Regions from separate parts of the Mus musculus genome. Here regions 2, 3 and 4 are each linked to region 1. The links are chromatin loops, found by intact Hi-C in ENCODE. Cell type or tissue: left cerebral cortex. All regions are shown on one strand. Links, peaks and the distances in the headings refer to the core of each region. The heading gives the core; the rest is flanking DNA. Region 1 holds the start of Gm4319 (predicted gene 4319). Region 2 overlaps Spag16 (sperm associated antigen 16). Region 3 has its middle 23 kb from the start of Apol7d. Region 4 overlaps Abca12 (ATP-binding cassette, sub-family A (ABC1), member 12).

The links. Peaks named below come from ENCODE experiments on the same cell type or tissue, not always from the same donor. Only the 100,000 strongest peaks of a DNase experiment are listed, where the experiment ranks them.
Region 2: a loop joins it to region 1, with 3 times the contacts of the local background. A loop is called at or near these places in 9 of 42 quality-filtered maps.
Region 3: it touches region 1 in a loop (2.9-fold over the local background); 10 of 42 quality-filtered maps call a loop at or near these places.
Region 4: a loop joins it to region 1, with 4 times the contacts of the local background. A loop is called at or near these places in 27 of 42 quality-filtered maps.

Annotation. Positions count from the first base shown.
Region 1 is chr1:72,119,338-72,127,377 of GRCm38, forward strand. Gm4319 (predicted gene 4319) reads right to left here and starts at 4,421. Exons shown (of 3, transcript NR_166632.1): 1 at 4,200-4,421. In left cerebral cortex, for the core only: CTCF peaks have their summits at 4,513 (motif pointing left), 4,725 and 6,041 (motif pointing left); a DNase peak (open chromatin) is centred at 4,502; H3K4me3 peaks cover 352 bases.
Region 2 is chr1:70,265,962-70,274,001 of GRCm38, forward strand. All of the region lies in intron 12 of Spag16 (sperm associated antigen 16), which reads left to right. Among named protein-coding and RNA genes, the nearest start is that of Gm23879, 310 kb to the left of the region's middle. In left cerebral cortex, for the core only: a CTCF peak has its summit at 4,359 (motif pointing right); DNase peaks (open chromatin) are centred at 4,385 and 5,535.
Region 3 is chr1:71,672,417-71,680,456 of GRCm38, forward strand. It overlaps Gm46094. Among named protein-coding and RNA genes, the nearest start is that of Apol7d, 23 kb to the left of the region's middle. In left cerebral cortex, for the core only: a CTCF peak has its summit at 3,200; no DNase peak of the experiment used is centred there.
Region 4 is chr1:71,286,141-71,294,180 of GRCm38, forward strand. Abca12 (ATP-binding cassette, sub-family A (ABC1), member 12) reads right to left here. Exons shown (of 53, transcript NM_175210.3): 25 at 7,461-7,530; 26 at 7,241-7,375; 27 at 6,274-6,429; 28 at 5,192-5,378; 29 at 2,398-2,616; 30 at 319-515. Among named protein-coding and RNA genes, the nearest start is that of Gm39659, 37 kb to the right of the region's middle. In left cerebral cortex, for the core only: a CTCF peak has its summit at 3,567 (motif pointing right); a DNase peak (open chromatin) is centred at 3,563.

The DNA.
Region 1 (8,040 bases), core at 2,064-7,063:
TACAGAATTATCTGATGGTTGTTTGAATTTCTCCTTTGAGGCCATTGTAATGTCGCAAGGTTCCCTCATTAATTAATGACTTAAATAAAAACCACTAACTGGTTCAATTTATATCAGAGACTTGTGATTATGTTGTGTTTTTTAAGGTTTTTTTTTTAATTCTTTTAGTTTCTTATTTCTTTTATGTGTGTGAGTGTTTGGCCTTGCATGTCTAAATGTGCACCATGTACATGCCTGGGGCCCTCAGAGGCCTTCCAGGCCCTCCAACTGGAAGTGGAGTCACAGGTGAATGCCATATTGGGTGCTAGGAACCAAAACGATGTCCTCTGCAAGAGCAGCCAGTGCTTGTAATCACCGAACCATCTCCCTCTCCCCTTTAAAGTTAATCTTTAACGTTAAAAATCCAGACCACCGTACCAATACCTTTCCATCCTTCATTGAGGAATCCACGGAGTCTATCTCAGCATCTCCCTTCTAGCCTCTATCCTGTTCTCTCCCCATCTCCCACTCATTATCCATTTACACTTAACTGTGGCTTCCCTGGCAATCAGTTCCTTCTAGAGGGAGGAAAGCATTGCTCCCTCTAGAAGTCATGAGAAAAATAAGGCTCTCTGTCGCTCTATGGACATTCAACAGATTGAAACACCAATGTGCTGCGTTAATTCCAAAAGCAAAGAACCCCCCTTGAGAACCAGACAAAAGGGTGATCTAGAGGAATAGTGCAGAATACTTGCTGGTCAATCCTGAGAACCAGAGTTTGAATACAGGCACCCATGCAACAAGCTGGGAGTCCTGCAAATACCAATAATTCCAGGGATAACTGAAGGGAGGGCAGAGACAAAAGGATCACTGGAGCTCGAGGGCTTCTCATCTAGCTGAGAAAATGCAAGCCCTAGGTTGGAAGAGACCCTGTGTCAAAGGAATGGGCCGATGGTGATCGAGGAGGTCACTTGATGTCCTCTTCTGGGTCCATGCATACACAGGAACAAGCATTCACACATATGCACATACAGACACACAGACATCTAAATAAATGCCACATAAAACTTTTGTTGTTTTTGTTTTCCGAGACAGAGTTTTCTCTATGTAGCCCTGACTGTCCTGGACCTCACTCTGAAGACCAGGCTGACCTTGAGTTCACAAACATCCGACTGTCTCTGCCTCCCACGTGCTGGGATTAAAAGTGTGCCCCACCACCACACAGCTGATTTTTCAGTCTTTTTCATTTTTATGTTTTATATGGGTGTTTTGTCTGTGTACCACTTCTATGCCTGATGCCCTCTGTGGTCAGAAGAGGGTGTCAGGCATCCTAGAACTGGAGTTACAGATGACTGTGAATCTCCACTGGGTGGTGGGTCAAACCCCAAGTCCTCTGCAAGAACAACAAAAGCTTTAACCACTAAGCCAACTCTCCAGTCACTATTTAGGGTGTTTTGTTTTGTTTGATGTTGTTGTTGTATGGTTTTGTTTGCTTGCTTGTTTTGAGAGGGTGTTTTTGTTTTTTGGTTTTTGCTTTTTGGTTTTTGCTTTTGTTTTTTGCTTTTGTTTTTTGTTTTTTAAGAAAGAAAGTGGAAAGACTAGGAAGCAAAACTTCTCTGCCACTGTGCATTGTTTTTCTTGTTTTACTAAAACTATACGTTATCAGTTTGCCTTTTCATTAATGTGGTGATTTTAATTGACCTACTCTAGGCTTTGTCCCCATCTCTTTCTTGGCTTAAAGCAAGTTGTGTTTACATTGCTCTATTTGCTAGGAGTCCATTCTCATCAAAGAGCTCACACCCTTGAAGGGACCACCCCCAACCCTCACCAGTGAATAGCTACAATTAATTCAGTGTGACTATGCAACACTTTAATTTTAATAATAATAATAATAATAATAATAATAATAATAATAATAACCTGTCCATCTTCAAGGCTGCTGACAAGAAGGAGCTCCAGCTAGTTAGCCCTACTAAGGACCCCACAGAGCACTCAAATCTCTAAGCCTGGACCTCTTTGTCACGTAATTTGAACAACTTTCCTCAGTCCGGTATCTATCTGCGTACAAAATAGTAGCTCTCAGATCTCTCAAACAGCTGGCTAGCAAGTTCCTAGACAACCTCGTGCTTAGTCTGGCCTTCCCGTTGACAACTCAAATATAGAGTTAAGAGTGCATCTCCATGAGTATTTAATTGGTTGGGACGCCCTGTGCTCCGGCTCAATGTGTGGGGGCTGTTCAACCCCGGGTGGGGAGGGACATCTTCCAAAAGTGAAGTAGGCAATTTCTCTCCCCACCTTCAAGAGTTTGTCAGTTTTCTGAGTAATTTTTAAAGCGCATGCTGGACCTCCCGCCATTTCCAAACGCACAGGCTTCACTTAGGCTTTTAAACTTTCTATTTCATTACAGTACAAACAGCCCTACAAGGCGGCCTCCTGCTTCTCCCCTCAGGCTACCCGGAATTATTCATACTCAAGGTCTACAGAGGAACAGCCCTGGGAAGGAAAAACAGGCTAAGAAGTGAAAGCAAATTAGTAATCCAAACCGCCCTCTCCCTGCCTGTCACTGGAAGGCCTTTGGTGTCTCCTTCCACAGTCAAGGGGTTTTCTGAGCCCGAGATTAAAGGATACATTTTCAGAGCTCAGAGAACAGACATCGCGAGGAAAGTATATCCGCGCAAGGCAACTGGGACAAACGGAGCATGTGCAGAATGTCAGGGTGCGCCTTAAACTCCACAGATAGATCTGCCCGCGGTGGATGTTTGGAATTCCACCCCTACGGGCCTTTATTATTTTCCTTATGCCCTGCAGGGTGGAAGCGAGAGAGGAGATGAAGCTGTCCTTGGAAGTGTTCTAAACCTTAAAGCAGGGGACATCAATCAGGGAGATCTTGTCCCACCGGGATATTTGACAGTGTCTAAAGGATATGTCTTGATTTTCACAGCAGCCGTGGCAGACTGGGAGCTGGCAACTAGGATGCAGCGAACATCGATGACGCCGCTGAGCACATCCGAAGGGACCACCGATCACGGCCCGCAATGAAGAATCCTGTTCTAGAATGCCAATAATGCTAAAGCTAGAAATTGCTGCCATTCAGAGTATATACAACAAAAGCAGAATTTTGAAAAATCCTCAGGGCTGGCGAGATGGCTCAGCAGGTAAGAGCACACTCACTGCTTTTCCGAAGGTCCTGAGTTCAAATCCCAGCAACCACACCGTGACTTACAACCACCCGTAATGAGATCTGATGTCCTCTTCTGGTGTGTCTGAAGACAGCTACAGTGTACTTACAGTGCATAATAGATGAATCTTTGGGCCGGAGCAAGCAGGGATTGAGAGAGTGGAGCCGGCCAGAGCGAGTGGGGCGGACAGAGCAAGCAGAGGTCCTAAAAATTCAATTCAGTTCCTAACAACCACATGAAGGCTCACAACCATCTGTACAGCTACAGTGTGCTCATATACATAAAATAAATAGATAGATAGATAGATAGATAGATAGATAGATAGATAGATAGATAGATAGATCTTTAAAAAGAAAAGGAAAAGAAAGATCATCTCCTACTACCCCGGCCCCACCCTCTTTTCTCATACACACATACACAGAGAAAGGGGGCAGAGGAAAGAGAAAACTGATTTCATTGACACTAAACCTGTACTGTCACTTGTGGCTCTCCTCAGAAGATTAGACTTGATATAATCCTCTGTTGTCACCATCTTGAAGGCCCAATAACTTGGGAAGCTGTTCTGTCTCATTTTTCCCTGGCCCTGAAACTTACAGAACCAGGTCCAGCACAGGAGATGCCACCATTTACCGGAGCAGATCCACATAGTTGCCACGACACCCCTTGCTGCCTTTGAAACTTTGGCTTATCTGAGAGCTGACACTAGAAAATACGCTTTATTGTGAATTTCTATGAACCTGCAAATTTCCCTGCCCGTCAAACTGGCTGGAAAATCCACACAGGGCATGGAGTGGCCTGCATTCTGTGGATCAAGCAGCATAAACAGTATTTTTTCAAGAAGACCCTGTAGAGAAACCACAGGGACAGTAGAGAGGGTCTTCACTTCTACCTGGGCAACAAGCCTATATCCCAGTAACCCTTGCAGAGGAAAAAAAAAAAAAAAAAAAAAAGGCAAGGAAACAAAATTCATTTACAAACTGTCAACACACCTATGAATATGAATGCTGAAAACCACCCCCAGCAAGGGAGGGACCATCTTACCTTCTTGTTAATCACTGCCAAGCTAATATTATGGGTCAATCAGCAACAATGTCCTGGCATCTCTGAAGGGATATGTGACCTCTATAAGCAAACTTGGTCACACACAGTACCAGACAGATCACTTAACATGCCTCGGGTGGAGGGGTAGAGAGTTCCTGGTCTGTTAAACATACAGAGATGGTCGTATACATGTCTGAGATGTTTATAAGGGGTGGGGGATACGTTCGGTTTTAGAGTCTGCACAGTTGAAAAGCCTTTTGCAAGAGCGCTGACTCCTAGGTGAGGAAGCACATCCATGAGTCTCTGCTGCCATCTGCTGGCCGTCCTCCGAGCTGCGGTTAGCACGGTGAACTCGGGAGTCAGCGCAGAGCTACATTTACAACGTAAATGGGCTTTGGGGGGGGGGGGGAGCATTAGAGCACAAATCATACTCACTGCCACATTAGTAAACAGTTGAGAACATCGATAATAATTTCTGATTATGTAGGCAATTCTACTGAAAACGGTGCTCACAGCAGAATTCATCACTGAAGCCTGTGAGCAGGCAGCGCGGACTGAGCTCTGCGGGGGGGAACAACAGTGCAGGGCTGTGGGAAAGGGGAAAAAAAGGTCTGGGGCTGAGGGGACGTCAACAGGCTCCGATCCTAACGGGTCTTTAGAGGTGACTATCTACTCCTGCAAAGGAACGAAAACAAAACTAAAATTTTGAGCCTGCTTTTCCAGATAAAATAAAAATATGATCGCTATCCGTTCTTAAACAATACCTCATTGCTTTCTTCAAAAATAACACAAATTAGGTCTGGAGAGATGGCTCAGACATTAAGGGCTAGGCTCACAACCAAAATAATTCAAATTAGATTAACAATAATGACGGTAGTAATGATATAGATTCCGTAAGACCAGAGACTGTTTTATTTTCACGACTAGTACAGCCACACACAGTAGGTACTCCAAGAGATAAGTGCCTAGTCAGATGTGACAGTGGACACTGGAAGTCCCAGCTGCTTGGAGGCTGAGAGGTGAGAGGACCACTTGAGCTCACAAGTTCAAGACCAGTCTAGGCAGAATACTTGGTCTCAAACACAAAATAAAATGAGATACATGCTTAGCAAAGGAAGCTGCTAGCCCCTGATAATGGTCCTACTGTTGAGTTCTTTAGATTCATTTCACTTTTATAACCTGAAGGTACAATGTTATTATTCATGTGCTTTTAAAGGAGATATACCCAGCAAACAGACACGGGTGCTTATTAGCATGGATTAAACATTCATAATAAAAAAGAAACATAAGAATAAGAGGCAGAAAGATCTTCACATTTGAGGCCAACCTGGGCTAACTGGCCAATCTAAATTACCTACCAAGATCTTGTCTCAAAAATTTAAAAAAAAAAATCAGTGGCTGGAGAAACGGCCCGGCAGGTAAGAGATTTGCTGCTCTTGCAAAGAACTCTGCATGATGGCAGCATCCACATGATGGCTTACAACTGTCAGTAATTCCAGTTCCAGGGTCTCTCTTCAGGTACCATACATTACACTAACATACGTACAGGGAAAAGATTCATACATATAGAATGAAAATACGTTTTAAATTTATTTTATGCGCATGGTGTTTTGCCTGCATGTCTGTGTGCCATGTGCTTGCCTAGTGCCCAAAGATGTCAGAAGACACTGTGGGATCCTCTAGGGCTGGAGTTTAAAGAAAACAAAAATGCATTAGGGGCTGGCAAGATGGCTCAGTGGGTAAGAGCACTTAAAGACTGCTCTTCCAAAGGTCCTGAGTTCAAATCCCAGCAACCACACAGTGGCTCACAACCATCCATAATGGGATCTGACGCCCTCTTCTGGTGAGTCTGAAGACAGCTACTTACATATATAACTAATAAGTAAATAAATATTATTTTTTTAAAGTATTAGCTGCCTTTAGACTACACATATAATATGTACTGGAGTATAAATAAACCTAATGTTTACACTTGATACATGAAGATATTCTAAAACCAAGAAGAAAGACGATAAATGTGTCTTACACGCGTTCTCACGACCGGCCAGGAAAGACACAACAAACCAGAATCTTCTGCGGCAAAACTTTATTGCTTACATCTTCAGGAGCAAGAGTGCAAAACTCAAACCCAAAAACGAAAGCGAAACCCCGTCCCTATTTAGGAGAGTTATCCTTCGCCTAGGACGTATCACTCCCTGATTGGCTGCAGCCCATGGCCGAGTTGTTGCCACGGGGAAGGCAGAGTACATGGGGTGGAGAAATACCCTTGGCACATGCGCAGATTATTTGTTTACCACTTAGAACACAGCTGTCAGCGCCATCTTGTGACGGCGAATGTGGGGGCGGCTTCCCACAGTTCCCCCTTTTCTATTAATAAGAGCAATAGGCCACCCATATTAATGAGAGTGGAGATAGAGGTCAAATCCCCAGTGTGCAGGTAAAGGAGCCATGTACAGGATTAGCTCTTAGGCTCACAGGCTTTTACCCAGAGCAACCCTGACCTGCTCTCGTGTCGTTTTACCTGGAGAGAAGGACACTTGGACACTCAACCTTCTTGAAAGATGACATGTCTCCCTAGAATAGGCTCATATGTGCCGCAGAGCCCTTCTACTGCAGTGCTTAGCCGTGCAACTCTCTCGGGCTGCTGAAGCACACTCACTCTGTCCTGTGCAATGAGACTAGCCTCGTGGTGTGCAAGAGCTGAGTGGCCAGCGACCTATTGCTTAAGCATAGATAACCATAAATCAGGGGAAGCACCATGTTCTAGAGCTGCAAGCGCCTGGGCAATAACCACCTTGTCTCTCCTAGTTTGGGCCTTAAGCTTACAGACCAACCAAAGAAGCAACACTAATCCACAGCAAAGTGTATCTCCAAATAATATCAATCCCACCCATTCTTTAAAGAAGGAAAATGCTGAGGAGATCCAATTGGGTAATCCTTTGGTCAGGGACAGGTCCAAGCGCGTGGAGTTGACCTGAAGTCTCAATTCCCGAAGGATCTGTTCAAATTCAGCCGTCCAATTCTGTAACATATACTGAGAAAGACTTTTTAACAAATTAGCTGCCCTAGTAAATTTCTCATACTGAATGGAAGTAACACACAATCCCGGAAACTTTTGTTCACATCCCAGCTGAGCTATTTGCCATAATACATCTAGTTGTTTCTGGACAAGATCTATGAGTTGATTAACCAGCATGAGACCACCCTGTATCTTGACATTAGCTGAGGCCTGTTTATCTATGACTGTAGTCACTGAGGCTGACAAAGTGTTAATGGTGTCAGTCGTCTGGACCTGTCTAGACAGAGCCAAGGCTGTCTGAATCAAGGCCAAACCCAGTTCCTAGTTAGTGGTAAAAAAGCAGGGGAATACTTGAGCATTATACATCACCGGCATTGGGAGTGGAAATGTCGACATTATCCCCCAACGCTGCTCTCTCTTTATTATTGACGCCCTGGACATCACCAAGACGAGGGACATCAGTATTCTCTTGGTCAGTCTGGATTTTTTTGGGTGAGTCTTTCTGGTATCCAAAATGGGTTGTCTTCATTTTGTGGGAAAACACAAATAGCTCCCCTGGATCTTATCAAAATAGGATCCGGGCCATACCATTTATTATTAAGGACATTTTTCCATTTAACCATCTCATTGGGCCTATCTGGCTCTGAACAATGACGTTCAGCCGCAGTATGGCCATGAGCATCAATATTTAAAAAATTGAGTGTAAAGAGTGCCATAGACACAGACACTCTTGGTACTCGGGGTAAAGCCTCCTCGATTCCCCTCTTCTGTTTTAATAGATAGGATTTGAGGGTGCGATGCGCACGCTCAACAATACCCTGT
Region 2 (8,040 bases), core at 2,035-7,034, 1.9 Mb before region 1:
GAACGTGTCATCGTGTCATCCTTTCCTTATCTGACCAACAGAGCTGTGCCACACTCTCACCTCTGAGAAGCACAGAACCCATCTTGCAAGTAGAGAAAACACAATTAGAAGTGTAGCCTATCACTTCGGTTGCTACTGGGCATACTGATCAGATTTGGATAATGCCCTGTTACCATGACAGCCAGTGACTCAGATATTTTCTCATTAGTGCCTGACCAGCAATGGTCCTTTTAATAGATCTTCCTGTTTCCCCAGTCAATTACTGAAATTAAAATGAGGTTAGATACATCATTATTCACTTTTAATAGGGATTGCCATTCAGTTCTTTCTTATGGCAGGAGGGTTGTGGATGTTGCTGTATGGTCTTTACAGTGCATGAGATGAAAGTAATGGGGGAGCCACACTGTTAAGTGAATGATTTAAATGGCAAATGTTCTGGTATAGGTGAAGAAAGGGGATTATTAAAAACAACCACCAAAAAATGTTTTCGGGTTTTTTTTTAAATTTTCTTGGGGTAGAGATGAATTCTAAAAAAGTTTATAGTTTAGAACTCCAACATTTTATAGTACTTAATATATGTCCATTACCACTGGAGATTGTATGCATGTAAAAAACAGATATAGAGATTCGTGATTTCTGAGATGTAAAATTTGTGACATTTGGTTTTTCACTTTTCCTGCTTAATTTAGTCTATGAAAAAAATATCTTGTTGATAATACTCTCTCTCTCTGTGTGTGTGTGTGTGTGTGTGTGTGTGTGTGTGTGTGTGTGTACACTCATATAACTTGTTGGGAAGAAGAAAGGTCTTAGTGGGAGATAGCATGTGACAAAAATGACTTAAAGTGCCAGGCATGGTGGCGCATGCCTTTAATCCCAGCACTCAGGAGGCAGAGGCAGGCAGATTTCTGAGTTTGAGGCCAGCCTGGTCTACAGAGTGAGTTCCAGGACAGCCAGGGCTACACAGAGAAACCCTATCACGAAACACACAAAACAAACAAACAAACAAACCATCATCAACATCACCATCAACAACAACAACAAAACAAAAACCCACCAAAACAACCCACACACACAGAAGACTTAAAGTCATTATATACGTGTACAAAAATGACCAAATTTTAACAAATTTGTTTTAACCATTCTATTGTAGTACAGCCTGACCTGATGGAGTCGATCAGGGAAGGATTGCACTCGTCCTGTTTCTCACGGCCAGCTGTGGTTGTGTTCTCTTCTGTAGACAAGACCTGGGGTGAAGAATGTCTTAGCATTGGCTTCCATCCTGTTCTAGCTATATAAAAATGAACTTGTAAATTTTCTAATCAATGTGTGTTGCTCTTTTCAATTGGCTTCTACAGCTTTCTGCTGGATACATTCTTAGCCCACTTCAGAGCTACTTTACAAAACATAATTATAGGATGAATCAACTCTTTTCTAAACCTTCTTCTAGGTACACCTCTACCTCCCTTTCCAATTTCAGCTTCCTGTTGTGTTTCTAATATTACCCCAGAATGCAGTTTGCCCTGCTCTTATAGACACAAATATGGGCCAGTCCACTGGAGTGTAATTTCTCTACCAGGGGCCTCACTTTGAATAAAACTGACTCTTCCAGAGTAGCCACGGACTGTCACTTTATCCTTAGTTATGGTTGGAGGTTTAGGACCCCTCGTGCTAGAATAGTGATTGGGTTGATTGTGTGCAGGTCTCACGCAGCTGTAAATGCACAAGTGCAGCTGTCCTGTCACACCAAGAAGACAACATTTCACCCTGGTCCTTGTCCTCCATGGCCTCTGGATCCCATAATTATCTTATTCAGTCTTGGCTGTGATGAAGTTGTCCTGTTTGTGACTGAACATCCCACTAACACTTATTATCTGCATCTTGATCAATCACGCATTTCTCTGTTAACCACAATTGACTGCAAAGGGACATTATCTAATGAGGTTGGAAGGATATAATATGTTATGGTACAATGATAGAAACGTAAAGAGTATTTTGATATGCTGTCCATTTAGCAGAATTAGTAGCAGGTTTACCCCTTAGTCCTATGAGTTTCCAACCCTTGAGTTCTTGATCAGATCTACACTACTAAGCATGGATGTCTTCCTCTGGAGTGAACTTGGAATCCCATCAGAGAACAGTTGGTTTTTCCATAACATTTGAACCACTGTTGCACGTGTGGGTCTAGTTGCCACACTGGTCCTTACTGTAGTTCACACCTTTCACAGCTGGGTAATCCTGCTGAAGATTTCCTCCTACAACCGTCTTCATGATTTCCAACAAGGAGGAAGCTTCCAGGCCAACACCAACATGAGAATCAAGTCCTATTATGTTTGTGGTATCTTGAGAAATAGGATCGTAGAGCCAAGTTCTTGTGACAGCCAAGAGCAGTAAATAGCAGGGCCTACTTTTATTCTAGCACACTGACTTAACCCAAAAATTTTTCAGACACTGGGGCTGGAAAGATGGGTCAGCAGTTAAGGGTGCTTACTGGTTTGGTTCCCAGCACCCATGTCAAGTGGGCTATAACTGCTTCAAACTCCATCTTCAGGGGATCTGATAGCCTCTTCCAGCCTCCACAGTGCCCTCCCATTTAGTATGACAGTTCACCTGACTATCCAAAGTTTGTCTTTGTTTCCTGTTCCTAAATTGACAGCAAACATCTCAAACACATAAACAGTGTAACAGATTTCACAGTGTTAGCACTAGGCAGAGGAGCGCTACAAATAAAATAAATAATGTCTCCTGAAGTTTCAAATAATAGAGTCAAAAATAGAGCAGACAGAAGACCTTCAAAGAAGACTCACTAATGACTAAATTCATAGCCATTAGACTAAAATACTAAAACCTTGGAGATATAGTCTGTAAAGTAATCAAAATTACACCAAGTAGAGGAATTAATAACATTAAATATATTCAAATAGTATAGTAGATTGACCTTCTACTTCATTAATTGGGCATATTAAAAGCTTTAGGACATTCATGATTTTTTTATTTAAAATTTTTATTTTTTGATAACTTCATACATGAGTACTATATTTATAACATATCTATCCCTCCTCTGCCCTCTTAATTTTTGTTTGCTTGTTTGTTTGATTGATTGATTGTTGTTTTTCCGAGACAGGGTTTCTTTGTATAGCCCTGGCTGTCCTGGAACTCACTTTGTAGACCAGGCTGTCCTCGAACCCAGAAACCCACCTGCCTCTGCTTCCCAAGTGCTGTGATTAAAGGCGTGCACCACCACCGCCCGGCTTCCTCCTCTGCCCTCTTATTCATGCCCTCTAAATTCATGATCTCTTATTCTTTAACCATTATTGTTTCATATATGTGTGTTATATTCAATAGCATATGTGTTTAGAATTAATAAGTTGATATTAAATAACCTGTCAGGGAATTTGCTTCTAGAGAAAACAAGACGCACATGTTTGAAAGACAGGGAGAATGCAGAGAAGCCAACATTAAAGACCTTTATATGTTACGAGATCATAGATATTGAAACACACTTTAGATGATTACATAGGCCCAAGCCCTTCAGCCTCCCAAACTACACATGTTTGCACAAATCTCCCAAACCTTGTGTTGAAATGACAACAGAAGCAGGTGTTGAAACTGTCAGAAATGATGACCATCGGACGCTGTGAATCCAAAACTGAGTGACTGCAGCAGCGTATAGTCAAAGGGTAAAATCATAGACAATCATCAAGTTGAAACTGAAGCAAGCAACTGCTTGTTCTGATTTTCAAGGTTTCAAGGTGTAGTGAAAGCTAATCTCCAGGTATGGTTTATTCCATACATGTTGGCTGCATTTGTTTTTCCTTAACTATTATTTACTAAATAATTAGATTTTTCTTCTTTGTGGGCAATTTGAGTGTGTTTGGGCTTGCGCATGGGGTGGCAGGTGGCGTGCTCGTCTATGTGCAGGTACATGAAGTCATTTGCATGGGAAGCCAGAGGAAAATGTTGGGTGCCTTCCTTGATTACTCTCTGCCTTCTGCCTGTTCCTTTAACACTAAGCTTCCCAGTGTTTTGGCTGGAGAGGTTGGCCCCTCAGACAATGCAAGTACCCATGGCAATGCCCCAGCTTTTCCCTGGAGCCTCGAGATCTGAACTCAGGTCCTTATGCTTGCACACACACACACACACACACACACACACACACACCAGCCAAGCTTTAGTCTTTATCAAGTCAAGATATTATTATTCCCACACTCATCATTGCCAGATATTCCTTACATTAAATTGGCTCTGTATGACTGTACTTTCCATAAGTGCCTTAGTGGGATTCCTGTTGAAAACTTGGGGGGAAAAAAACATAGGTAACTCATTTTAGAGAATATCCCGATGTTACCTCACGGTTACCACTAGATGGCGATCGTGCATCGATAAGGGAAAAAAACCCTTTGCATTTACTCGGAAGACTGATGAATTGGCTGTGGAAAGTAATTCATCAGTTGCTGAAAATGATGAATGAGTGGAAAGATGAGAGGAACGTGCACTGAACCGTCTTTACACTATTGAAGGAGAGAAATGGATGATACCAGGAGGTGGGAATGTAACCTCACTCCAGTGGGAACTAGAGGTTACACCTCGAAGCCATTCAGAGCCACCATTTCAGGTGCACATATTAGAATCCTTGATACAGCTGCTGTTCACCTTACTGGGTTTCTTGACTATGGCATGTTAGTTATGAAGATGTCTCTTTTGTAAGTTGATTTCGGGGACATGTGCTCTATCAACTACACGAATGTTATCACCTGGCAACTGTATGCTTAATGAGTAATGGTTAGCTTCTCTAACCTGTATTTCTTGATTGGACTCGAGAATTTAGCTCAGCCATCACCCTGGGTCCTGCACGTCAATGCGGTGCTGAGAAGGAGAGAACCCATTGTAATGTCTGAGTTATACATCATTCACCACCCGGAAGCTGGTGTGAAGCCCCAGCTTTCCCCAAATTAAACAGGGAGTCACAAGCTGAGAAACAAAGGAACACAATAACCGTTTTTTTTTAAATGTATGCTATGCAGCTATTCTTAAGTCTTAAGATGCATATATTATTTTTAAGAGTTTGCCAAATTCATGACTTTTAAAAATAAATTTTACACACAGAGAGGATTCTGCATCTTCTTTTCTTTAGATTTAGGTTATATTTAGAAACCCTTTAACATCTACAGAATTGCTTTTCAGTGTTCGATGCCTTCCTTGATTGCTCTCTGTTCTCTGCCTTGTTTCCTTAAGATTGAGCTTGAAGCTTCCTGGTGTTCTGGCTGGAGAGGCTGGCCCAGAGGATCCGCCTATTTCCTTCCTACCTTCCCCCAACTGCGGACAATACAGGTGCCCATGGCAGAGCCCTAGCGCCTATGTTTTAGGAAGTTAACGTGTAGAGCCTGCCCTATCAGTGCCCCCTTTATTGCAGCCCTGGGCTACTGGAATGCAGGATTGCAGCCGTCTGCAGATGCAGTGTATTAGCAGGCTACTGATGTTCTTAGTTGACCATGACCTTTAGCAGGACACCGTTGGCTACCATCCGTGTAGTTCTGAATGTAAACAAGGTGTCCGGCTTTGGGATGTTCTGCCGAATATTTAATGCTCATTGTGAGAAACAGCAATGCATCTCCCCATAGCTCTCTATAAATAAAAGCAGTGGGATTAGTGGCTTAAACAATTTCACGACACTACATTTTCTTCTGCGTCCACTGCCTGAGGCAGAAACGGAGCTTACGGCATCCTGCCCGTATGCGCTGATTTATGAATTAAGGATAAATGGCCCTATGTTTAATATCCCATAGTAACTTGCCTCTGTGTAAATTGCCTACTCGGCTATTTAAATAGTGCTTGAGACCATAGTCTGAAGGATGCTAGATTGCCAACTTCAGACAAGAAGAGAGAGGTCCCTGTCTCTCCCGGGCTGAGCGGGATGGCACGTGTTGATGGCCCAAAAGAAACACACAGAAACTGAACTTCATGGCATCAGCCTCTCGATGACATAAGTTGGGGACATGGGGAGGGGGATTTTTGGTGGGATAAGATGACGTAGGAAACAGGAAAGGGTGACGGAGGGTATGGAATGACTGACAGGGCCAATGGCAAAGCTCTACATCAGCAACGGCAGGGCAGAAGAAGGGCCAAACAGGTCTTGCTGAGTCATCCTGATACAGAAATGACCACTCAAGCCAGGCTTAGGTTTGTCCTCAAGGCCCAAACCAGGGCCAAAATGGGGCCCAACACTAGATAAGTATATCACTTTGTTACTTTACAAAATAACGCAGGGTAACTTTTGTATTTGGTGAAAGTATAAAACCAAGAGTCCAACTTTGCAAGCACATGGATTCGACACCTACCTAGAGCCGTGGAATCCTGCTCTGTCTTCACCGACAGATGCTGCCCCAATCCAAAGCCCCCAGCAGATTATTGAAAAGATTATTTTGACATTCACTTATAAAACAATTCCATTCCACTCTATATTATCTGAAAAAAAATGTGTGTTTTACTTCTGTTCTTGGTAAGATTTGTCACGTTTATGTGAACAGACTTAGCACAGGGGACAATAATGTACTTTAAATATTATTGTTGTCAGGTCTTAAAAGTAACGCATGAGAGTAAAGCTATGAGAAAAATATTTCACATATTCCCACTGCCCATTAAAAATGATATTCCTGAAGAGTCAACATTGTAAAAATTAACTCATGCATATTTTTAGAAAGTAGGTCATCTTGAGTTATTTAATTATCAGACACAGTATGCTTTATTCACTCACACTATATGTATGTATTAGTTGTTTTTTTAATATTCAATCAGTATTGCAGAAGGAAATTCAATTGGAGAGTAAGCCTTTAGATCCATCTGTTCTGGAAGACTGGGCTTAAATGTTGATAGCAGTTAGCACTTGAGGAGCGAGTATCTGATGTGTGTCATGAATTGCAAGTGCAAATGAGGAGAACTCTGTGTTTCCCCAGTGAAACTTCCTCATTTATACACAGGACAGTTGATCCCACTGTACCCCTGTGGTTGAATGGAGAGCATATGACTGAGTTAAGATCAGTGAAATCCAAATGGAAGGGTGACTTCCAGCTTTGGCAACTGAAGCACAAAGTGGCCTAACTTCCTTCTGCAGTAGATTGTGATATGGTCAAGATAAATAAATCTTTGTGGTATGTGTCAAGTGGAATGCCGTGTCTGCTGTAACTGCTACTGTTAATTATTTAATAGTAAAATGTTATATGTAGCAGAGAGAAAGCCTTGAGGATTTTCTTCACTAAGTCACTAAATCTGGTTGCTTACTGATGCAGTCTTCGAGTCAGACATATTTTTGGTGTAAAGATGACAAGAGCCTGGCCTGTCACTTTTCTTCATCTGTGAGAGTCTACACTCATGTCTGAGAGCGGGGATAAGTTGTCTCATAAATTCTCAGGACTGTTGCATGGGGAAATAGTCCTGATCTATGCACAGCACTTGGCACAGTCTGATGCACAAGGGGAATATTACTAAATTTCATTATTGCTCTTTTCCTCAAGATCCTAATGTAGGCCCAGTTTTCTCAAAAACTATACTGTTTTCAAGCCTACTGGACTTCTTTTTTCTTCTGGTAAGAAAATAGCAAACCCTAGGAATGTCATAAGCTCATTAAATACAAGGTCTGAGTCACATCTATCCTTGTGTTCCCACCTCTTCTGTGGGGTTCCTGAGCTCTGGGGAAAGGGATGTGATGGAAACATCCCATTTAAAGATGAAGTGTTCCAAGGTCTGTCTGTCTGTCTGTCTGTCTGTCTGTCTCTCTCTCTCTCTCTCTCTCTCTCTCCATTGCCTTTGTGGAACTCCGAATTTGCTCCCATCTGCTGCAGAAGGAACCCTGTCTGGTGAGGGATGTACAAGGCACTGATCTATGCTAATAGCAGAGTGTCAATAGGAGTGGCTTTATTGCTGTTTTTTTTTTTTTTTTTTTTAACAACAGTAGTAGTTGGCTTTACACTAAGTACTTGGGCTATCTAGTCTCATTTCCTTGATCATGTAAGAACTGTCTGGTACAGCTTTTGTCTCATCAGGAGG
Region 3 (8,040 bases), core at 1,299-6,298, 450 kb before region 1:
TTGTTTTCCCACTTTGGCATCCAGGGAGTTGAAGGATGTACCACCTAAAACAGCACATTCTGGGAGGAGTTCCAAGAGAAGGAAGGGTGGGGCCCAAGGAAGAGAAAGTGGCTCCCTGAGGGAATAAAACAAGTCTGAGTGAAGGGCATGACCTTGGGTGTCCCACCTGCTTATTCCATAGCTTGTTGGGTAGTCGTGGCCCCACAGAACACATAGTCCTGCAAGCAAGGCCAATTCTGTGAATGAAGAGAAAGGCAACGAAGATCCCAGTGAGCAATACCTCCAACCTAGGTAGAGAAAGACAGTGCAAATGAGCGGGCTTGTTCTGTAGTGCTTTCCAAATCTATAAATCTGATACGTCTCTTCACTTTCCCAGAGAACAGACAGTGTGAGAAAATGGGCCAGGAGACATATAGGACCTGCTCACAGAAAATCACCAGAAGCAAGAGAAATATGATCACTCAAAGTACACAGACATAACAACTACTAGCCGTGTTCTCCAGAAATACACTGGTTTGTTGTTTTTGTTGTTGTTGGTGGTGGTGGGTATGTTTGTTTGTTTGTTTTTTGCAAATTAAAAAAGAAAAATGCCAAGATATGTTATATAAAGTGATTTTATGTTACTTTTCAAGTAGGTTTGTCTATAACAAAAGCCACTCTTGGTTTTACATCTGCAGGTGCTCTTTGCAAAGACGTGTGTGCATGTGTTTAACATTTACCTCCAGGATTGCTATGTTAATATTACTGTTGCATACTTTGACATTTTAGCTTTAACATTTATATCTGGAGGAATTTAAAACAAAAAGCACTTCCAAAAAAGTATAGCTCATTTCTGTAATCTGAATCTATGGTAGTTGTTTAAGAAGAAACTTTAGAAACAACTGTACTACTTATTTGTGAATGAAAAACAAAAGAAAGAAAGAAAAAAAGGAAAAGACGTGACTACTCCTAGGTGTGGTGGAGGAGAAAGGGAGAGCAGAGCCAGAGGCAGACACATCTGGGAGAGTCTAGAGTAGACAGGATCAGACTAAGCTGGGTCCCGAGAAGGGGGTGGGGAGGGCACATGGAGGGGAGAGGAGCTGCCAATCAAGAAGGGCAGCCTGGACCAAGACACTGACCCAGAGAGTGGCTGGATAATATAGGGAAGGGCAGCTGGGGGAAGGGCAGCCCAGACCCTGGGTTTAAGGGTAGGGGGGTGGGGTATGCCAGGCAGAGGCTGAGGGATTCCTTGAGAACCTGGGGGCTATGTCGGCTTTGGTATGTTAAATAGGCTTCTCAGCCATTTGTTTGAGACTTAACAAGTTGTCTTGTGAGAAAATACCGGGACAAAAGCCACTTAAGGAAGGATGCCTTTTGTTTCCCAGGGTGTAGTCTGTCTTGAAGGGAAGCCATGGCAACAGGAGTGTGCAGCAGCTGGTCTTAGTGCACATACAGTCAGGAAGCAGAGGGAGATGGATGCTTGCTCTTTCATTGTATGTAGTGTGGTACCTCAGCCTATAGAATGCTGTCATGCACCCTCTCTCTCTCTCTCTCTCTCTCTCTCTCTCTCTCTCTCTCTCTCTCACACACACACACACACACACACACACACACACACACACACACACACATGCAAGTATGCATGCACGCTCCCTATGAGCCTTCCCACCTCATTAAAATAACTTAATTTAGGTAATCTCTCACAGGCTTGTTCTGAGACTTGTCTCCTGGATGATTCCAGATCCTGACAAGTAGACCATCGATGTTAATTTAACCTTCACTGTAGCTGTGGAGTCTACTGAGCCATCTGAGAATTAAAATCCGGTTCCTAGGAACTGCTTCTCTGGACCTCCAAACCGATGAGCAATATAGAATGTAATTGTATAGGATGAGAGTTTTCAGTGACTTAAAGACCTATAACTAAATAATAACTGGCAAGAGGAGAGCAAAGCAGCTATGCTCTCTAGTGCAGTTTGACTTCCATGACAGTAGATAGCAATTATACAAATGGGCATCTTATTTCAGCGTAAGGGTGAACAGCATTCTAACCGCAAGAGCTATTCAGGCTGATGTGTACTATTGTGGTTAAACAAAAGCCATAAAAGTGTTTGGTGATGTTGCCTAAGGGGAACATATTCATGCTTGAGTTATATTGAGCGACTTCCATGTCTCTTTCAAGTCTAATACTCTATAAGGGGAACTGGATCTCTTAATGAAGTAAACCTTTGAAAATGTTTCATTTCTCTTCTTAGTAGAATAAGCTAACTATACAGCGTGGATCTGCTTGTGATAAGATGTATTCGAAAGAGAGGCACACACTTGGAGTACGTTCTTACAAAGTTGAGTACTTGACAACCATCTCTTTTCTATACATATTTCTAAAAGCTCTTTGCATGCATTCCGAATGAATATTATGCTCGTATCCCTTTGCTAGCTGTTCTTTAAACAGTACAACATAAGGTTCAGATTTAATTGGGAAAAGGATTTGGCTGATTCTAAAACTTACTAAAGGAAATCTGTGAACAAAAGTCGCTCCAAGAATAGACTCTACTATTAATAAGCAAAGGTAGTTGTAAGTGTTGTGGTTTATAAAAAAAAGAGAAAGAATCTAGGGATATGTTTGGTAGAGATGCACTATGGTACAGGGGAAGGGGGTTCCTCTGCTGGCCCAAGCTGAGGCATCCCTTCCCCCTGAGGGACCAGCCATAGACACATAGCATATAATATGAAATAGAGTTTATTTAGGGTATGGGGAGGGGAGTTGGGAAGGGAGTAAAGATGAGAGGATGAGAGAGAAAGAGAGAGAGAAAGAGGAAGAGGAGGAGGAGGGGAGGCTAGCAAGTAGAAAGAGTTGGGAGGAGAATGGGGAGAAAGAAGGAACAGAGGTGGGGAAGAGGGTAAAAGAGCAAGAGAATAAGAGAGTGAAGAGAGGGCAAACAGCCCCTTTTATAGTGAGTCAGGCACACCTGACTGCTGCCAGTAACTGTGGGGCAGAGCTTAGAAGAAAACAATGAATAGTTACTAAGTTGACTGGATGTAGTGAACTGGCCATAATTTTTGAATCAACTATAGCTTCTGGTTGCCTGCATGGATGAGGTAACCTTCATGTACAGCCCTTCAAGTGACAGTGGTCAGAACTTGTGACTGGCTCTTAACGTCTTTTAGTTAGACTCCGCAGAAACTCTTGAGTTGATAGTGTCATCCCCTCCATGACAACTAGGAGGAGCTGTTTGGTTTTGACTGCCTCAAAGCCATATCCCTGGGGTCAAAATTTCCACCTACTTGTGTTGAATTCAGCTTTTGATCTTCATTGTAAAAATTAAATAACTTTAAAAAATGTTTTATAACAAAAACACAACTGCTGAGTTCTTGCACAGCTAAGGATTTATGTCTTATTTTTGTTTTCACTTGTTTTTTGAAACAGCGTCTCACCAGATTGACTTAGCTGGCCTGGAATTTGCTACGTAAACCAGGCTGGCCTTGAACTCAGAATCCTGTCTCTGTCTCCTAGCAGTGGAATTACTGCTGTTCATCACCACACCCAGCGTCTTCCTGGTTTGAATGAGCTGTTTTGAGAAGATGGCTTGAATTCCCATCTCATCAACTGGGTTGTATTTCTGTGCCTGAGAACTTCCCATACTTCTTAACTACTTGTTGGCTTGCTTGCTCATGTCCTTCCTTCCTTCCTTCCTTTTTTCCTTCCAACTGCTCTTTTGTTTGACAATGAGAATTTTAAAGCCCTGACCTATAGTCTAAACTGAAAAAATATCTTTTCTCTCTAGTAGTTCTGTGAGAACAAACCCAGACCATAATAGGCACTATGATAAGGACCAGAGGACAGTAGCTGTGCTGTGTGATGGATGGATGGACTGTCAGCACAGTTTTTGGTGCATACATTCTTGGGAGTAAAAGACAACGAATTGAATAAGTCCATAGACATTTCTGATGTCTTCCTAAGATGTTAAGTCTATGACACTGCATTAAGGAAACAATATTATATTGGACACCCCCAGATAATATTTTTCCACCCCTTCCCTTTTCCCTCTTGCTCAGGCCCATAGGTTTTAGGTTTTTTATTTGTTTTCTCATTATGGATGGTTGTGTGAGTCACCATATGGTTGCTGGGATTTGAACTCATGACCTCCAGAAGAGAAGTCAGTGCTGTTAACCACTGAGCCATCTCACCAGCCCACCCCCAGATAATATTACATGGAACCTAAAAAATAATAATTTCTTTTGCAGATCACAGCAGTCGATATTAGCCATTTCACATGGCTTAGCCGACTTTAACAACAAAAGATCTCATATAAATTTTCTATAGCTATATGACAAATTGCTACAAACTTAACAACTTAAAACAAATTTTTTTCTTTCTCTCTCTCTCTTTTTTTTAATCTTATAGTTCAGTAGGTCAGAAGTCTGGGTAGGCTTGACTGAGTTTTCTGATTAGGGTCATGGAAGACTGAAGTCTAGGCTGTGTTGGGCTCTAGTGAGGAGTCTGCTTCTAACCTCTTTCAGGTTGTAGGCAGAGTCAGCTTCTTTTGCCTACTGCCAGAGGTCATTCAGAGAAGCTAGAAGCAGCTCTCTGGACCTTGCATGTGGTTCAACAAGAAACGATATACTGAAATGTTGTGCTTTGAATCTCTGACTTTTCCTTTGCCACCAGCCTTTTAAAGGACTCATGTAATAGTTAATATTGGCTCAATTACACATCTGCATTGTAATGAACTCAAAATCAATTGATGACTGATCACATTTGTAAGATTAGTTGCATTTCCAAAAATCCCTTTTCTGTACACAAAAGCAGAATCAAAAGTGCCACAAGAGATTGTGCCAAGATAGTTGGGAACATGGGCTCAAGAGTCACAGTGGGTTCGAAGCTACACTTACTAATTTGTTATATGTCATTGGATAAAGCTTCTTAGCTTCTTTGTGCTTCTGCAAAAGTAATAGCATCTTTAGGGTCCTGAGTTGAATATATAAGATAATTTGTGAAAACCATTTAACACAGTGGGTACATAGTAACAACTCAATAAATGAAACATTCCTGGAGGAACAAAAAGAGGTGAGAGGAAGAAGATGGAAGCAATTGACACAAGCAGAGTATCCAAGGTTTATATAGGAGTTAAGGCATAAGTTGGATGAAGTCTAATTGATTTTTATAAGCAGTGAAGAGTATTTATCCTAAATTAGTGCATCTTGACCTATGGGTCACAATCTCTTTGGGGACCACTGAATGACCCTTTCACAGAGGCTGCCTAAGATGATCAGAAAACACAGATATTTACATTACAATTCATAACAGTAGCAAAGTCACTGTTATGAAGTAGCCAGGAGAATAATCTGATGGTTGGGGGTCTCCACAACAGGAGGGACTGTATCAAAGGTTCACAGCATTAGGAAGGTTGAGAACCGCTGTGAGCCTAAATGATATTACATTCAACAATTAGACACTTTTATTTTGTTGCAACAAGATGCCGATTATATCCCTTAATTTAAATAGAGAATGACAATTCTTGTGTTTTTCCCTTTGATCAACACTGAGTTTGTACAGTCCCATCTTTTCAAAGACTAAAAACAAACACCAACAACAAAAAGAACAAAGCAATGAGCAGACCATGCTGCACCAACAGTTGTATCAGATAAACAAACGAGCAGGCTTGTTCCTGATGTAAATGTTTTTGAACATTTATAGAGAGTAAGGAGGAACTCTGCATGTACTTTCTATATTCATTAGCTCTTCTTTACTCTGACCAAAATACCTGATTTAAGAGAGAAATAGTTCATCTTAGCTTGCATTTTCTCAAGGTCTGTCTTCATCCATGAGTTTCTTAGCTAGGGTCTCATTTCTGTGAAAAGATACCATGACTCAAGCAACTCTTATAAAGGCAAACAATTCATTGGAGCTGGCTTGCAGTTTCAGAGGTTTGGTCCATTATTATCATAGCAGGAAGCATGGCAGCGGGCAGGCAGATATGGTCTTAGAAAAGGAGCTGAGAGTTCTATATCTTGTTCCAAAGACAAGCAGAAGACTAACATCCTAAGGCAGCTCTCTTCCATAATTAGTGGAGACTGAGCATAGGAGGAGACCTCCAAAGCCCACCCCCATAGTGACACACACACTTCCTCCAACAAAACCACACCCACTCCAACAAAGCCACACCTCCTAATAGTGCCACTCCCTGGGCCAAGCATATTCAACCCACCACAGGATCCATCTCATTATAGTCAAGGGGGGACATGTTGGATCAAAGCAGTTCACATCATGGCAGCCATGAAGCAGAGAAAAAGTAGTGAAAGCAAGATTTAGTCCCCGAGAACAGCTTTCTCCATCAATATTATGGTTGATTAAGGGATGATAGCCCTAATGATCTGATTGTCTCTGAAGACACCATCACAGCACAGACAACTCTAGAGGTGTGTTCTATTAGAAATCTCTCAGACCAGTCAGGTTGACAAGCAAGACTACTAAACCTTCCATCATCACTGGTGGCCTAGATGCCTTGGTCATCTCCTTCCAGCATAATCTCAGCTGAAAAGAGTAATAGCCAAAGAGTAAGTCACATCTAGTCAGATGAGTGAGAAAAAAATCTCATTTAGATAAAGGCAAACTGTAGCTTTCCCTATCCCATGAGTCCATTCTACTAACAACTTTGTTGCATATATTGCTTCTGTAAGGAGAACCAGTCAAGAGCTGGTCTTGGGTAGGAGATCTATAAGCAGACAGTATGCTAGGGATATAGCTCAGTGGACAAATGCTTCCTTCACATGTACAAGGCCTGGGTTCAATCTTTGAAAAAAACAAACAAACAAACAAAAAAATGTAGTCAACTACTAACCCATTAGATATCACCTCCTGTTTCCACTATATGACCTGTTCCTGACAGGGAACATCACAGTTTCTATGTAAAGAGCCATTCATTCTTCTCATTACATACATGAGCTCAGGGATCGCTGACCTAAGGGTGGGAATTGGATTCAGACTGGACCATCAGACCATTGTAGTTCCCTAGTTCTTGTCATTTGATCACAAACAGGCTCAAATCTACAGTAGGCCACTGAATCCTGCAGATTTTTCTGAAATTAAAAAAACCAATTTGACTTTTATGTGGGATTGCTAAGATGAAACAATGTAGGGACAGGCTATTGGGAGATACCTTGCCTCTGACCATGAAGAACCTGGCCTAAGAGGGTCTAGACAAAAACCCAACTGTAAATTAGAGAGTCTCAGGTCTAAATATGTCCTCTGAGTTCTACACCCAGCCAGCTTGGAAAAAAAAATCATTCTCTGGACGTCTAACTTAATGACTTAACAAATTATTATATTTTGTTTAAGCACAATTGAGTTTGCATTTCTAATATGTCAATCAGGAGAGTTCTAATGAAGTCAGTCTCAAGAGCCTCGGGTTTCATCTCTCCATTTTAAGCATCAGATTAATGGATTTTTATCCAAGCTGTAGATCCCTATAAAGATCGTCCCCCTGATTTGGACAATTATATTTAGCATCAGGGGCTCACAGAGTGCAGGAGGCCTGTTGGTGGGGCTTCCCATGGTGAGTGGAAAGGGAGGGAAAGCGATGCAGACTAAGAGTCACTTGCATCAAATTTCTGAGTGTATTTAACTTTTAGCATCAGAGAATAAGAACATTTATTTTTAAAAGCATGAAAAAGCTACTCCCATTGAATTCAGTGGTTTCCAAAAGATTTCTTTGTCTTTTAACTAGCTTTAGCTAACATTTAATAATGGAAATCCAGGCAACAAAAATATTTACTGCAAGTCATTTGAAACAACAGAGGATAGTGTCTGGGTGGTAGAGAGAGCCAAAGGCCGTTAGTCATTCATCTTCTCAGGCTTCATAGACTCACAACTCTTCAGCCAAACTCCTACAAGCAGTCACTAATCTGTTCTCAGTCTCTAACCCTCCCCAAGGTGCATTCTTCCGGGGAAATGTTGCTACGTGGACCGCACAGATTATTTAGATTAGCTTTCACTTGACATGACAAGTTTCCAAGAAGCCATGCAGAGTGAAATATAAAAAGGGCGGGCGGGACCGAATTTTA
Region 4 (8,040 bases), core at 1,152-6,151, 830 kb before region 1:
ATCCTGTTAGCACTTATTTGGTGTGTTTTTGGTTTATTTTTATTTGTGTACGTTTGGTATCTCTAATTAGATTCCATGCTTCTCTAGGCAGACTCCTGTAGGCTCTCAATAAGGCTCGATAAATTTAACTCACAGTGAGTCCTGGATATGTATTAACTAATTGACCCAGAAATTTCACTGAGAAATCTTAGGAAAAAAATGATCTCACCTCAGATATTTAGAAGGTGTTATATACAGAAAAGCTTCAACTTGAATTTGGGGAGCCCTGAGGGTCGAGTTATGACTGTGCCATGGAAGAGTTAGGAAAATGATTCATACCAGTTTTGTTCTTGGATATGACATCCCATATGCTTCGGCGAGAACATGGGTCAACGCCCGTGGATGGTTCATCCAAAATCACTACCCTGGAGCCACCGATGAGAGCTATGGATATGGACAACTTCCTCTTCATTCCTCCCGACAACGTTCCAACTCTCTTATGGCGATGACTATACAGTCCAGTGTCTTTTAAAGTCCTTCAAGAAAAAAATAGTGAATGGTGCTATTGTGTTCACAATCAGTGGATACGTCTTCAGTGAGGTGCAATACAGTTCCCGAAAACATGATACGGTTTATTGTCATTTGTCATCTAATTATTGTCACAAAAATAATTACTACAACAATATGAACTAACAATTACCGAATGGCAGAGAAGCACCTGAAAAAATGTTCAACATCCTTAATCATCAGGGAAATGCAAATCAAAACAACCCTGAGATTCCACCTCACACCAGTCTGAATGGCTAAGATAAAAAATTCAGGTGACAGCAGATGCTGGCGAGGATGTGGAGAAAGGGGAACACTCCTCCATTGTTGGTGGGATTGCAAGCTTGTACAACCACTCTGGAAATCAGTCTGGCGGTTCCTCAGAAAATTGAACATAGTACTACCGGAGGATCCAGCAATACCTCTCCTGGGCATATATCCAGAAGATGTCCCAACCGGTAAGAAGGACACATGCTCCACTATGTTCATAGCAGCCTTATTTATAATAGACAGAAGCTGGAAAGAACCCAGATGCCCCTCAACAGAGGAATGGATACAGAAAATGTGGTACATCTACACAATGAAGTACTACTCAGCTATTAAAAAGAATGAATTTTTGAAATTCCTAGGCAAATGGATGGACCTGGAGGGCATCATCCTGAGTGAACTAACAATTACTAACAGCAATATGAACTAACCAGTAACCCCAGAGCTCCCTGGGACTGAACCACCCATCAAAGAAAACACATAGAGGGACTCGTGGCTCTAGCTACATATGTAGCAAAGGATGGCCTAGTCGGTCATCAATGGGAGGAGAGGCCCTTGGTCCTGTGAAGGTTCTATGGCCCAGTATAGGGGAATGCCAGGAAGCAGGAGTGGGTGGGTTGGGGAGCAGGGGGAGGGAAGAGAGGTTAGGGGATTTTCGGAGGTGAAACTAGGAAAGGGGATAACATTTGAAATGTAAATAAAGAAAATACCTAATTAAAAAAAAAGAAAAGAAAAACCACAAGAGAGTATATAGTCCACTTGTTTGACAGATAGTTAGAACATTGTACTTTTGTATCAGATTATGTCATAGAAAAGAGCAACGAATAGAAAGATATCTTTTTCATAAAGAGATTGTTTGCACATGTGTGCAGAGGGTGAAGAAATTCCTATGATAAGCATAATCTCAAGAATATTTATAATATAACAAGTGGTAATCAGCACACAATTAATAAACTAAAAAGTCAGATGAGCAATGACTGGAAAGTGTTCATTTGGCCAGGAGTGTCCAAATGGCTCTCAGGAAACATATGGTAAGTTAAGAAAAACAAACAAAAGGACTTGTGGCAGAAATCAGTTGTGAATAATCAAGTGTATGAGTAGCTTATATTCCCAGACCAGAGTAAATAGAGAATGGGAAACAATGTAGTCAGATGTGGGATGGAGGGCATGTTTTGTGTGGTCTGGTAGGCCTTGCTAATGACATTATGGGATGTCATACTAAGTGTGGCAAAAGCCACTCAAGTGGTGGCAGGAATGACATGGTCTGATTTGCCATTGACAAAGCTCACTCTGACAACTCGCTGATAAGAATCCATGACTGGGGAGAGCAGTAGCAGGAAGTCCATTTAAGAGGCTATGAGATGTCGTGCCCAGGCAGAAGTGAAAACAAAAGATCTGGGTCAACATACAAGGCACCAGGGCAGAGTTGAACAGTGCGTGTATGACTGTCTGGAGAGGATAATAATGCTAAATGTGTATGTTATCAGAGAGGTAGGAAGCAAAGCAAAATGCTTCCCATCATTATTGCTACCAGAACTTGCCCAACATGGTATATGTCCTTGGAAGAGCTTAGCCAGTTGTGTTCTTATTTCTGGACTAACTCACCTTTTAACCTCCTCATGGAGCTGTGTTTTGGTCCAGTGAGGAACTTTGATGGAGCCATACAGGAGAAGGTGTTCCTTGGTGGTTAGGTAACTGAACAAGACGTCATGTTGCATGCAGACCCCCATGTTTTTCCGAACAGTATTCAGGTCTGTCTTGATATCTTTTCCGTATACAAAAATGGTACCCGCTGTGGCACCAAACAGCCCAGTCAGCATGGAGCTGGAAATGAGGATGTGAGAAATTAGATATGGACCAATCACTCAAGCTAGACAGCAAGACTAAGCGTAACTCATATGCTGACCAAAGGAGAGGGGGTTTGCAATGCCTCTCCTCAAACGAAGTCAAGCTGTGAAAGAAAAACACATTAAGAAGAAATGAAAGAAATGGGACTGACTTTTAAGCTTTCAGTTGTTTTCGCTGTTGTGTGAATACTACATGGTGGTGGTGGTGGTGGTGGTGGTAATGGTGTTAAAGCTGAGGGGCCTTTCCAGTTGAAGGGACACTCTCTCCTTGAGAGTTACTGTGTTTCCTTGGAATCCTATTTATATACTGGCAAATCTCCAATTTATGTCTCCGGACTAGATGCTATCACTTACACCCAGATGTGTGCTGTGAATCCAACAGACAATGCTTCACCTTCATAAGACGCCTTACGAGGTCCTCAAACTAAGTATGGTCTGCCCATGGTACTAAACGCTTTTGCCTCTATCATTTGCTGATAAATTAATATACTGTTTGCACAAAACTATATTTCCTTCTCTCTCTCTCTCTCTCTCTCTCTCTCTCTCTCTCTTTCTTTCTTTCTTTCTTCCTTCCTTCCCCCTTCCCTTCCCTTCCCTTACCTTCCCTTCCCTTCTTTCTTTCTTTCTTTCTTTCTTTCTTTCTTTCTTTCTCCCCTCCTACCTTCCTTTCTTCCTTCCTCCCTCCCTCCCTCTTCCTTTGTTTCTTTCTTTCTTTCGAAAGTCTTCAAAATATTTTTTTTTCTTTTCGAAATGGAGTTCAAAAATTAAAATGCAACTTTAATGCACCAAATACATTTAAAAACAATATTGAGCCAGGCATAATGGCGTGTGCCTCTAGTCTAGCTATTTTGGAGACAAAACCGTATTTCAGAAGTCATGTTTGCATCTTTGTCTCTTGGTCGTACCATCAACATGTGCTACCACCAGGGGGCAGCAGCCATCACATCACCGCACACCTGCTTCCTGATCCTCCTACCTCTTTTGGTCTCCACAGAGCCATTCTCTGTATAATGGCCAAAATATTTTGACCTAGAAAACTCTCAACACCTTTCAAGTGATTAATCAATTGGAAGTTATTTAGAAACCATCTCCTCCCCATTAGAACATAATCCACAGAAGGTCTAGAGAAGGACCAGATTTCTCACCAGTCTCTCATAGTCCTAAATAATGAATCAAGATAGTGTGTAATTTCCTCATACCATCCATTAAAATACAAATAACACGTTTCTTCTTGATATTTAAAGGTTTATATATATAGGCCAATAAAATAGGGCATTCTCAGCTGAAGTTGTAACCTCATCAAACACCTTCGCTCTCTCTTTTCTCCCCTGGCCTCTTATTTCCTATTGAAAAATGTACTTTATAAGTGTTCCGTTCTAGAGCGCCAACCCTGGCTTTTAATGGGTTGTACAAATAAGTGGCTGCATGTTTACTCTTATCACGACCTTCATTTGTCTCTAGGTATTTAGAAAAATATATTGGTGCCAGCATTTGAGCAGTCACTGAGCCTACTCAAGATGATTAAAAACAGAATGCGGACAAAGTGAGACATGTCCTTAAGGGCTTGAGTCTAACAGCATCTTAACACTGATGGCAAATATGCACTGGCAGAACCCTGGAGGCTCCACATCAAAGCAAACATTCAAACTGTGAAATAACCTAAGAATCCTGGCATCCCAATCCTCCCTTTATCTTGACACAGGACAGTCAGTTGAGAGACAGAACAGCTCATGTGCTGCTTTGGACCTTGACTATATGATGCTGGGGGTTCTTTGTTTCTCCATGAATCAAGGCGAATGCTTCCTGTGGCAGGACAGAGGGTGCTCTGTGTTCAGGCTAGGGTGAGCAAACTCAGACTCATCCCTGGCCTGGGTAGAAATACAAATAAAGATGGACATACTAACCAATGTAGCAGTACAGATCCAAGACCAGGGATGAGCCAGAGAGCACGTGTGGTTTGAACAGAATGGTACTAGCGAACCCTACCAACAGCTCCTGTCTCGACATGCACCTCTGTGCTGCAGAGTGCGCTGTGCTCGACAGTGATTCTCAACCTGTGGGTCTCGACCCCTTTGGGGGATGCATACCAGATATCCTGCATATGTAATATTTATATTACGATTCATAACAGTACCAAGATTACAGTTATGAAGTAGCAATGAAATAATTTTATGGTGTGGGGGGAGTCACTACAACATAAAGAAATGTATAAAAAGGTCATAGCATTAGGAATATGGAGAGCCACTGATCTAAGACATGCCAAGTATACTTACTATTATCTCAAAACTATACTGAATTAAACATTTTAAGGCACATAGGCGAAGCCAGAACTAAATGCAGCAAATAAACCTCTCCCGTGCTGGCCTAAGATGGACTTAGAGCTCAGTGTGGAATCGCTGGGATAGATTTCATTTCATTCCTGGGCAAGCTGAACCATATGAACCATAGGTCATAATAGCTCTGCTTTCTTCTTTGTTTAAGTCCTTATTCTTTAAAAAGCTATTGTTCATTAATAATATCCTTCTTTGACATTTAGTTGAAAAATAACATACATTGTTGTGGTTTTGCCAGCTCCGTTTGGCCCCAACAGTGATGTAATGTGCCCTTCGTAGAAGTTCAGATTGAGGTTCTCAACAGCTGTTTTTGAGCCATAGATCTTTGTGACCCCATGAAGGGCAACTCCAACTTGGAGATCTTTAGGTTCAGGTTCAATGTTGGAGGGAAATGCACAGTCAGGACCTAGAGTGACCAAGAGAAGAGTTGTAAGCTCTTAAGGAATTAATAGAGCTGTGTTAGACTTTCCTTAAAAAACTGGAGATTATATAAATGTGATCTTTAAGTTTAAAGAGTTCAGAAGCAACTGATTTATTACATTCTCTAGCTTCCTTCTGACCTGCTTACACAATGAGCAGGACTACAAAACCACATTCTCTAGGGTTTATTGTATCAGCCTTCTCTGTTGGAACGAGCAGTTCCCGAATGCAGTATCATAATTTTAAAGTCTCTTTTTTCCCCTCCCCAGCAGATCTTAAATATTCAAAAGATAACCCAGAAGGTTTGTTCTCTGATTGGGAAGGATATTATCAATTTATGAAATAAATGTTTCCAAGTTGTGGTTTTACAGTAGCACAGTTTTCTCGGGTCTATGGCTTACAGAATGCAGATAATTTTCCTTTCAGGCATCACCACAACACCACTTGCACAGGGGGTCTTTATAGAGACAATAGCATCACCCCAGGTCACCAGCAAGGCACTCTTTTTCTCACACCAGCTGTGAGTTATGCTACATTACCCATTTTTGTTTCTTGGTTACTCCCATGACTGGCAGCAGATGGCCAGAGTAAGGGATGCGGACTGTGGGCAAGGAACAACATTTTTCTCTGCGTGAGTCTAACTGGACCACAAAGGGATGTACAGTTTTGGCTTAATTGGCAGCATATGCTAACCAACTGAGCTAATGAGCCCAGAAGAAGGCACAATTCAGTCCCTGTAAGGATGTAAACACATATGTGTAGACATACTCACCCATGACTAAAGGGACGATAATAATTTCATTTAGAAAAATGTACCTAAACCCACTAGTTATGTAATTTTAGTATAATTTCTGTTATAATAGTACATGCTATTGACCTACTTGTCTTACTGGCAGAAGGGTTGGTGTTCTGCATCATGATATTAGTAAACATTAAGCCATTGCTTTTCTCATGCTTCACCTCTGCGCATCCAAAGCGCTCTTTCCAATAGGAAGGAAGGATGGGAAAATACCATGGAGCTGCCATTCCATATGTCCCTGTAATGAGAATACATGAAAAAGAGTGATTACTAACTAAACAATGAAACCCTGAATGGTTCAGAAAATGACTTCATTTTGTGTAATACTAAATAACTTCAAAGGGTAAGTTCAGTTTACAAACTAATGCCAAAAAGATCATCTCTTTGATAAAGCCATGTCAGTGCACTACAGTTATAAATTGGCCCATTTTAAAGAGTGCAGTTGAATAATTTTTGTTCATTTACAAAAGCAAGCATCACCACCATGGTCTAGTGTTAAACTACTTCTGTATCTCCACAGCTTTCTCACAGGGTTCCTTTCCATATTCGTTGGGTCCTACCCCAAGGCCCACACCAGCACTGATATGCTTTGTCTCAAGACAGTCACTTTTTAAATAAACATTTTGTGCAAATGAAAGCATAGAACTTATTCACCCGTGCACTGAAAATGCACACATATCAATAACACTTAGTGGGAAAACACCTAAACGTGTTAGAAAGGATAACTGCTTGAGATCCAAAGACAGAGGCCAGTCTATGTCGTAGGATGCATTTCATTATCCATAACATTAAGAGACACAGGTTTTGCTTCTATTTGCAAAGACTGATTGGACCTGATACTATCCCACAATTTTGAATTTACTTGTTTTTAAAAGGACAGTGAGACAAGAGACACAGCGACAAATTTAACCTGAACAATTTGGTTAATTCAGGTTATTTATATTATTATACCATTCCACAGATTAGTCTGGCCAGCCAACTACTAGTGCATGTGTATTAGCTGACTTACAGCAATGACAACCACAAGAAGCATGTGTGCAGGTTCCTACCTGGGAAAACATTCCTGACGTACCAAGCAATAAAGAAATAAATGAAGGAGTCTGCTAGGATTAGACAGCACAGCCAGCCAAATGAGGTGGTGTCATCCTGAACAGGGGATTTGTACATATTTTCCCACTGAAGACCTAGAAATTGAACACAGGTGTTTACTCTTCCTTGGCACACATCACACTTAGAGATAAAACCCTATTTTAAAGAAATTGAACGTACCAACGCCTTGTTCTTCATACCGTGCAATATATTGGCTTGCATAGCTGAATGCTGTCGGGGACAGCAGGCTCTGAGAAGAAAATGAACAGTGGTGATTGTTCCAGCACATCTCACCTGGAAGGCCTCAAAATGCTCAACCCGTTAGACATATAGGAAAGACAGAGCTCACTCTCTAAGTCTATTTTAAAATACTTAAGTCCCTTGCTAAAAATACTACAATGAGAGAGAGACAGAGAGACAGAGAGAGAGGAGGGCAGAGACAGAGACAGAAAGAGAGAGAGAGAAAGAGGAAATACTTGGAGCATGCCTTTTAACAATCCAAAATATATGCCTAAGCTTATTAAATGTTGCTCAGAAATTTATAAGGTAGGAAATTACAGAGTAATAGAGTGTGAAGATTCAAATTAAATGATATCAGGACCTGAAAGTGTTCTGAAATTTATTTCAGGTGATACAGTCTTAAATGAGAATATACTAAAATATTTATTGGTTGAATATTGATAATCACTACCAATTATAAATTTAAGTTTTGTTTAAACCTAGAGCAGTCAGTGTTGAATAAAGGTTATTCATCAAGATC